Regions from separate parts of the Mus musculus genome. Here region 2 is linked to region 1. The links are chromatin loops, found by intact Hi-C in ENCODE. Cell type or tissue: left cerebral cortex. All regions are shown on one strand. Each heading gives the region's core, and the rest is flanking DNA. Links, peaks and the distances in the headings are about the cores only.

Region 1 (4,399 bases), core at 169-4,168:
AAGAAATAGCTGATGAGTTATGAGAAACCTATTTGTATTTTAAATAATTAAAATTAAAGAACAACCTGAGGGCTAAGGGATAACTATATATTTAATACCATTTGCTATTGTATTTGTTTATATGTAAAATTTTATCTAAAACAAACTAAATTTAAGATTAAAATAACAAATCAGCTCAAAATGACTATGAAACCATACTCAGGAACTTTTGTCCAGCCCCTTCTCTGAATAAAAGCAGGAAAGAAACATACAAAAAAGAATTCCAAAACAAGATGTGGAAGTCAGGAATAGTGATTTCAGGAGTTTTGCAGCACCCCTCCCCAAACGGTATCAAATCTGAGATTAATAATATTATATGGCCTAAAACATGAGCTAATACTATATCACCTAAAAACTAAATTATATATTATATAACTCTATATCTGACCATGGGATAAAGCCATGGGAAGCTGGTCAGAGCACTATACTGAAGGCTACTCAGTGCTTTGAGACTATAGTATTTGCCCCTGGCCTAACCTTCTAACAAGTCATCTCTTATGTGAGAGAGTATGATGCACCTGTGTTTTCATAGCTTGTGCTATAAAGTTTGGGATAGGAGCAAGATCAAACCTGAGATAAGGAGAGTCTTCATAATGCCAAGTAGCCAGAGCATCTGAAATCCAAAGCACTAAATTAAGGCATGGATCTCTCTTATGGGAGCTCTATAATTATAGTACATGATTGCATGCTGGGAATATCTTTCATCCTCTCAAAGGACCGCCTACCTTCTCCATTAGACAAAATTGTTAGTCTTTCAAATCAGTTCCCACTTTTCTACCCTTGAACCTATGATGATAGATTCCAACTCTTGAGTTATCTTGAGTTATCATTGAGCCCTTAGGGAATCTCTCTCTCTCTCTCTCTCTTCTCTCTCTCTCTCTCTCTCTCTCTCTCTCTCTCTCTCTCTCTCTCTCACACACACACACACACACACACACACACACACACACACACACACACACACACACACAATCCCTGGCAAAAAGCAGCCAGCAATCCCCATGTCATAGTCTAGTCTACCTTACAGTTGCTTTGACTTGATTGATTAGTTTATCATAAAACTATCTCAAAGTCTCCCCACGTGTGCTAAATGCAGACAAGTTGTTACATAATGAAACATTTATGACCTTGCGTCTGATTTCAAATAGTCCTGTTCCCTCCTGATTCCCCACCACCATCACATTTTCTGCCATGTTTCCTGTCTGTGCTCTGCTCGCCTGAGCTCCCATGGTGCCATTCATTAAGCTGTACTTTCAACACCCATTGGTTTCTGTAGTCTGCATCTCCAACTTCTCTAAATTCCTCCCACAAACTGATTCCAAAGTTCTGTACTCCATGGTCAGGTAGTCACAGAAACAGCAGAATTCTCAGTACCAATTTTCTGTGTTGGCTCCAGTGCTTCTGGGTCTGAGTGAGGCAGTACATCACAGCAATGAGGCTTGGTAGAAGGGGCTCCTTACTGCCCAACAACCAGGAAATAGAAGTATTTATATGTAGTATTTTCCCCTTTATCAAACTCTTGGTCACCCAGAGAGATAGAGTTTTACAGAAAACATAAGGAAATAAATAAACAAATAGATACATACTGATATTATTTTCCTTTTCAGTGATTAACTTTTGGACTAAATGGCCTTTGCCCTAGTTGCTTCCAATGACTTCAACAAAATGTTTTGTTCACACAATTTTGTTTTGTTTTCAGATACCATTGTGAACTGATAGTTTTGAATATACAGATGTGTTTCAATCCATTGCATTTAATTCTCTTACTCAAGTTCACATTATCCCTTATTTGGCTGGGAAGCACCTCTTTAAGTGCCTCCTACCCTGGGGCTTATCTATTACATTTCTGTCCCAGAGTAGGAGTGGGCTACTGCTTCTGGAATCCTGGATTCCTGTTAGTGGAAATAGTAATTAGATGCCTTAGTGTGCAGTGTTGTTTTACAAAGATGTTTATATATTTAGAATATCCATTCTTTAAGTTTTGGTACGACTTAAAATTCTTCCTGGTTTGTCATTTGGCTCTGAGGTCTCTAATGATTTTGTTCCATACACATTTTTTTTTCTGTGTCGACTTTTAGATTAATTTTACTACTTCTTTAAAACTCAATTTCTGGGTCTAGACAGATGGCGCAGCTACTAAGAATGTGTACTGTAGAGGACCAGAGGTTGGTTCTCACGCTGTATGACTCATACCCACCTACAACTCACATGAGATCTGGGGGCGGGGAGGGTTCTCATGCTCTCATCTGGCCTCCGTACACTCTGCACTCACATTCATATATACAGAGGCTAACAAAGTTAAAAATCACTTTTAAAACTCACTTTCGAGATTTTGGCTGAAGTGGATCAATGATTAAGAAGACATCCTGAGAAGCCTGTGTGACGTAGGCAGACGTGCCACCCAAACTGCCATTCATGCTTAAGGAATGACATTTTTCTTAAATGACAAAGCCATCTGGGAGTTGAGCGGGGTGTTTCTGGAGAAGGTTTTCCTTGAGCCCTATGGGAGTAGGCATCTTTTCTTCTCCCAGGTGCTATTTACCTGAAGGTGACACTGAGAAAATGTCACTGTCATGTTAAAAAAACAAAAGGACTGAGTGGCATGCTGAGGCCAGCCGAACCAGCTAGGTGACCTGGTGCCTTGACGAGACAGTGAAAGTGCCTACCTTTCCAACTTGGGAAGAAACTGTGTCCATTTCTTAGAGGTGTGAGATGGAAAACGCCCTCATCTCACAAACCGCTGCTGTCCCTTGTTGAAAATATGTCAATTGACACATTAACTCCTCACAGGAGAGGTTGAAAATAACATGCAGATGAGCAGAGGAACCAGCTGAACACATACTTAGGCCTAAATAATTGTTATTAATGAAGCTAAAATTAGATGGAAATAATTTTCAAAGCACAAGAAGCATAGTGTTTAAGAAAAAAAAAAAAGAAAAAAAAGAAAAGGAAACTCTGGAAGAGGAGAAATTCCAGGTGTTGTCCAGAAAGCCAGGCAGACTTGACAGTTCAGAGAAAAAGTAAATCTCTACTGAGGACTTGGCCCATTTCGTGGGATCAATAGGGGAAGCACAGATCAGTAGTTCTCAGCCCTGGCTGAGTATCGACAGAACATGCTTCATTAAGTGCCGCCATTTGGCCCACTCTCTACCAACTGTCTGGCTGGTCCTGGTTATTGCACTCTTTCAAGTATACATTACAGTGCATTATTTCAAAACATGGTTCACAAATTTGTAAGTGATCAAAAGACTGATAATAATATTTATATCATTTTCACAGTCAGGATCAAAGATGGTGAGTGAGGCTTGGGGAGATTCTTTATTTGGGGGCAGCATGTATGTGTAGTTCTGAAATATTTAGGGTATATTTATATTAATCCAAGTAACTTTGAAATTTTGTTTAATTGAATGCATCTGGTTGACAAGGAGAGCAGTGGATGCTGATGAGGCCTTGCTCTCTTTGCCCTTCTTGGAAACACAGGAAGGTTTAGCAGGCTATAGAAGATGTCCATCCCACTTCAACTCCAGAGTCCAATTCCTTTCCTTCTAGTCTGCAATTGCCCAAGCCATTCTCTGCCTTTCGAGTGCTGCTGCAAGGACCCTGCAGCAGAATCTCTTTCATGCCAGTGGCTGCTGCTTCTCTGTTACTCAACACAAGCCAGTGGCCTTTTGGAGGGAAGCATCCTTACTTTCTCAAGGTACCTTAAGCCTTTCAGATTTAGTGACATGTCTTCCAAAGTACAATGCTCAGATCCATCCATTTGCCTCACATGAAGCTCAAGTGTTGACCGTTTTCTTTAGCTTTGAGTTTGTTACAAGATGTAGCAGATTTTGCTATATGAACAATCACCCCAAATCTGAGTGATTATGAGCAACCACCATTGGCGATTGCTCATGAGGCAAGGAACTTATTAGTTTGCAGCCTAAGAAGGGCTGATTGTAGCTGGGATCTGATTCGCTGGGATGGTCTTGGTTGACTTGATTCCATCTCTCTCTTTGATCCCTTACCTTCCAGAGGGATGATTTGGGCTTTCTCATGCCATGACCATTGTGTTGAACAAGGGAGAGGACAAGCACACAAGAGTTCTTAGGGCTTAGGCTTAGATCTAGGGTAATGTCACTCTGAGGACAAGCCACAAGGTCAGCCTGGATTCATACTTTGAAAACACAAATCTTTCCTCTTGGTGGGAAAGTCTGCAAAGTGTCATTGGAAAAGTGCATGGATACAGTTACAAATTAATGAATTAATTTGGGCAGGAGATACGACTCTTCCAGAAGCCCCTAGTTCAGTTCCCAGTACCCACATTGGGAAACTCACAACTACTTGTTACTTTGGGTCTGGGGGATCTGGCATCCACTCC
Region 2 (4,399 bases), core at 158-4,157, 100 kb before region 1:
TTTGTCATTGCTTCATACTGCTACTGGATTTCAGGCATCTGTTTAGTGAATGCAGATGAGAGTATAGCTGGATTTCTACAACTGCACAAAGGATTTGTGAATTCGTGAAAATCAGCGGTGTATTCTAGGAAGTTTTGATCCTTGTAAGCCTTGATCCTGTCCTAGTCAGGGTTTTACTGCTGTGAAGAGACACCATGAGCAAGGCAACTTGTTGTAAGGACAACATTTATTTCAGGCTGGCTTACAGGTTCAGAGGTTCAGTCCATTATCATTAAGATGGGAGCATGGCAGCATCCAGGCAGGCATGGTGCAGGCAGAGCTGAGAGTTCTACATCTTCATCTGAAGGCTGCCAGTGGAAGACTGACTTCCAGGCAGCTAGGAGGAAGGTCTTAAAGCCCACACCTCCAGTGACACACCTACTCCAACAAGGCCATACTTCCTAATAGTGCCACTCCCTGGGCTGAGCACATAGAAATCATCCTAACCTCCTTGGCTGAGTGATGGCTTAGTGCTTTTCGTTTCTCAGGAAGTTATCCATCTAAAAACTGCCTTAGTTACTATGGTGATACTAGTTGCTTAGATGAAATGCTTGACAGGTAGCAACTTCCAGGGGGAAGGGCTTATTCTGGCTCACAGTTTAAGGGGGTACAACCTATCATGATGGGGAAGCATGAGGGTCATCTGGTCACATGCAATTCACAGTTGCCATTCACAGTCAGGAAGCAAGGAGTAAAGAGGCTAGTAAACCTCAGATCCCACCACTCAGTCCCTTCCTTCAGCACAGTTCCACTGCCTAAAGGTTCTATAACCTTCCAGACAGGGCTGCCCATTCATAGCGAGCAGGACATTCCATACTGAAATCACAACAAAGACAAATCAGATGAGGCCACATGATCAGAGAAATCCAGAAATAGGTAATTTGAAAATAATCACTTTGTTCACTTTAGGTATTTATTTATTTATTATTATTTTTTTAGACAGGGTCTCTCTACATAGAAGTGGATATCCTGAACCTCACTGTAGTAGACCAGGCTGGTTTTTGCCTTCATAGAAATTCTCCTGCCTCTGCCTCTTGAGTGCTGAGATTAAAGCATGTGCCACCATGCATGGCAAATGCCTATTTTTATTTTCTTTTTTCTTTTCTTTTTTTTTTTTTTTTTTTTTTTGTAGTTGCAGAGAATGAGTGGAAAAGTTATAAGGAAAATGAGACTTTTTTGATGTACTGTCTATAAAAGACAAGCTTTTTTTGCTTGCATAAATAAATCTGTGGTTTTAAGGAATGAGTGGACATATTAGCTGATGAAGGCAAGCTCCCTTATACCTTTCCTACATCATGCAGGCCATTGTAGGGGTCATGGTGAGCTCAGTGTAGATAAGAAGGCAAGGCAAGAAGTTTCTGGTGTCTGGAAGCTTAGAGTAGGAGAGATGAAGAGCCATGTGGCTTCTTGGGGTGCTAACAAAAACAGCAATGACAAAGTGATCTGGCATCCTCCTTAGCAAGGGGTGCAAGCTGCCTTTCTTGTTCAGTGTTTAACGTTTAATTGGAAGCTATTTTCTGCTCTCTATAAATCTTCTTGGCTGCCTCCCCAACTTCAGCAGGAATCTGCTACCTACAACTGCCTTGTGTCTGTGATAGTGTGGATATCAAATACAGAGGTTTTTTGTGGGAAGGCAGTGACCAGGAAGACAAGGATGCAGCCTTGGAAGTCAGAAACACAAGTGAGGCTGGCTTAGATATGGAAGAGGAAGGAACACTTTCTTCTCAAGAGCAAGTGGGCTATAGGGAGATAGAGCAGGGAAGTGACTTAGCATTTACCTCTCTCCTCCCATTTGGAAACACTCACAGACTTGACGGATTCCCAAGTGTTGAGAGTCTGGTTTATCAAGGAGCATTCTACCCCATACAGGTCTTGTAGATCTGCATGCAACTGTGATGGGAATTCCTTAGGTTTCAGTGTAAGAGAGACAGAAAGCATCCAAGTTATCCACCCTACAGCCCATGTTTCTGTTTCCCCAGAACGTAATGGTCATCACCAGATGCCTCATGTCTCAAAGGTCCCTTCACTTCCTGAATGAGGAATGCCAATCACGTAGGAGTGGGTTAGTTAAATAGAGGGTTGAGTTTTCGTGAACACACTGCTTCCCTTCAGCTGTTGTTGTCATTCTAAAAGGATCACACATCTGTTTTCTGATAGGCTTTACTGCCTAATGGGGCTGGGAGCAATGGTGTGATCAATTCTCTTATCCCACAGTCTCATTTTGGAGCAGACCCTGAGCTCTGACTTGGCTAAGGTCACACATCCAGTAATGATTGGCTTGGATTTAGCTTATAATAAATATCTTCTACAGTTTCCTATTATACTTGAACATGTGTATGTATATAGTAGCTCATTTGAAATTTTTATTTTTTATTTTTTAAAAGCAGTTTTTTTCCTACCTTACAGGTCCTCTGTGTATATACTATGACTTTTGGTTTGGGGTTTGTATGGGATTCCTGAATATGAACACACATGTGTCCCTGCATCTATTGTGTTCCTCGTGTCTTTTTTTCTGTTGGCTCTTATCTTGTTTGGCTGTTTCGTCCTGTTATGATTTGTTTGTTTTTGATTTATCTAATTTTATTATTATTTCTTATTTTCTATTTTGTAACCAGAGACAAAAAAGATCCAGATGAGGGGGCAGACAGGAAGAAACTAGGAGTAGGAGGGGAGAGGAGAAACCATAATCAAAATATATCATATGAAAAAATCTATTTTCAATAAAAGAAAGAAAAACATATGTATGTGCATTCACACATGTGCATTCAAATGTTTAAGTCCAGGTACCCATGGATGCCAGATCAGATACCCTGGAGTCGGAGTTAAAGGTGGTTGTGAGTCACTCCGTGTGGATGCTAGGAACCAAACTTGGATCCTCTACAGGGGTAATACAGAGTCTACCAAGTTGTCCCTCCAGTCAATATTTTTGTTGTGTTTTAAAATGTACATAAACCTTGGAGCTAAAGGGATGGCTTGGTGGTTAAAAGCAGTAGCAGCTCTTTCAGAGAAGCTGGGTTCAGTTCCCAGCACTCACGTGACAGCTAAGAACTATCTGTAGCTCTAGTTCTGGGGAGTCTGATATCCCCTCTGGCCTCAGAGAGTACCAGGCACGCCCTTCATACACAGATACACATTCAGGCAAGGCACTCATACACATAAAATAAGTAATAAATAAATGTATGTATACTATAATGGTATTGACTGTCATATGAACTTTTCTAAGGTGGGTGCTCAAGGTCAGAGACCCTGCCAAACATCCTCCAGTGCTCCTAGGCTTCACAACAGATAACCATCCAGGCTGAAATGCCTTTAAGAACAAACTGATTCTTTTTAGCTTGCTCCCCTTTGGGCACTGCTCCAAAAGCTTCTGTGGAGAACATTTGCGTCCGTATTCAATGGAGGTTTTTTAACATTTGCTGCCAAATCTCTGAAATTTCTTAATTCTTGAATGAGAAGCGAGGCACTTGAAACCTATGTGTCTGTTGACGACTGTAAGAGGAAATGGACACATACACATCTGGCCAGGTCAACAAAACCAGGATTGTCCTGTGGCTTCATCCTTGAGAGAAACAAGGACCATGAACAATAGCTCATGTTAAGAGCAGTTTCCCTGCATCCAAAGAGGCAGCAAAGATGCTGAGAAGGAGTGGCATTTGAACAGTGTGATGGTTAGTGTTATTCATCAGTTTGATGGGACTAGAATTACCCAGGAGATGGGCCCCTGGTGGGATTATCTTGATACACTCACTGAGGTTTAAAGACTCTCCCACTGTGGGTGATACATTCCCTAGCAGGGATCCTGGAGTTTAGAAGGAGAGAAAGAAGGCAGAGCAGCCCCATGGATTCATCGCTCTCTTGTTTTAACTGTGGATGTACTATGACCTATTGCTTCAAGCTTCTGCTACCTTGGCTTCTTCATCATAATGGATGGTGACTTGAACTGTCAGGTAGAATAAACACTTTCTCCCTTAAATTGCTTTTGTCCAAACAACAGGAATTAAAACTAAGACAGACCACTCTTGGGGAACATTTGGAATTCTATAGAAATATACTCTAGAACAGCAGTTTTCAGTGGGGATTCTTTTACATCTTCAAGGAACAATTGATAATATTTGGGAACTCTTGCTATAGTGAAAAGAATCATGGGCATCTAGTGAGTAGGAGACAAGGATGCTGCTTAATGTTCTGTAATATACAACAGCTGCCCCTACAATATTTCTGGTCCAAAATGCTTTTACTGCTGAGGTCATGTAGCTTTCCTAGATGCTCTTATTGGGAATAAGAAAGAACTAGAAGTAAACATCTCTCTCTATGTCTCTGTCTCTGACTCTCTCTCTTTCTTGCTCTCTCTCTCTCTGCC

Evidence for each region. Hi-C counts contacts between places; a loop is a spot of excess contacts. Peaks named below come from ENCODE experiments on the same cell type or tissue, not always from the same donor. Only the 100,000 strongest peaks of a DNase experiment are listed, where the experiment ranks them.
Region 2: a loop joins it to region 1, with 2.5 times the contacts of the local background. A loop is called at or near these places in 2 of 42 quality-filtered maps.

Annotation. Positions count from the first base shown.
Region 1 is chr5:45,126,041-45,130,439 of GRCm38, reverse strand. All of the region lies in intron 5 of D5Ertd615e (DNA segment, Chr 5, ERATO Doi 615, expressed), which reads left to right. Among named protein-coding and RNA genes, the nearest start is that of Gm46912, 35 kb to the left of the region's middle. In left cerebral cortex, for the core only: no CTCF peak of the experiment used is centred there; DNase peaks (open chromatin) are centred at 1,371 and 2,234.
Region 2 is chr5:45,227,429-45,231,827 of GRCm38, reverse strand. All of the region lies in intron 4 of D5Ertd615e (DNA segment, Chr 5, ERATO Doi 615, expressed), which reads left to right. Among named protein-coding and RNA genes, the nearest start is that of Gm46912, 67 kb to the right of the region's middle. In left cerebral cortex, for the core only: no CTCF peak of the experiment used is centred there; DNase peaks (open chromatin) are centred at 1,532, 1,852 and 3,436; H3K27ac peaks cover 893 bases.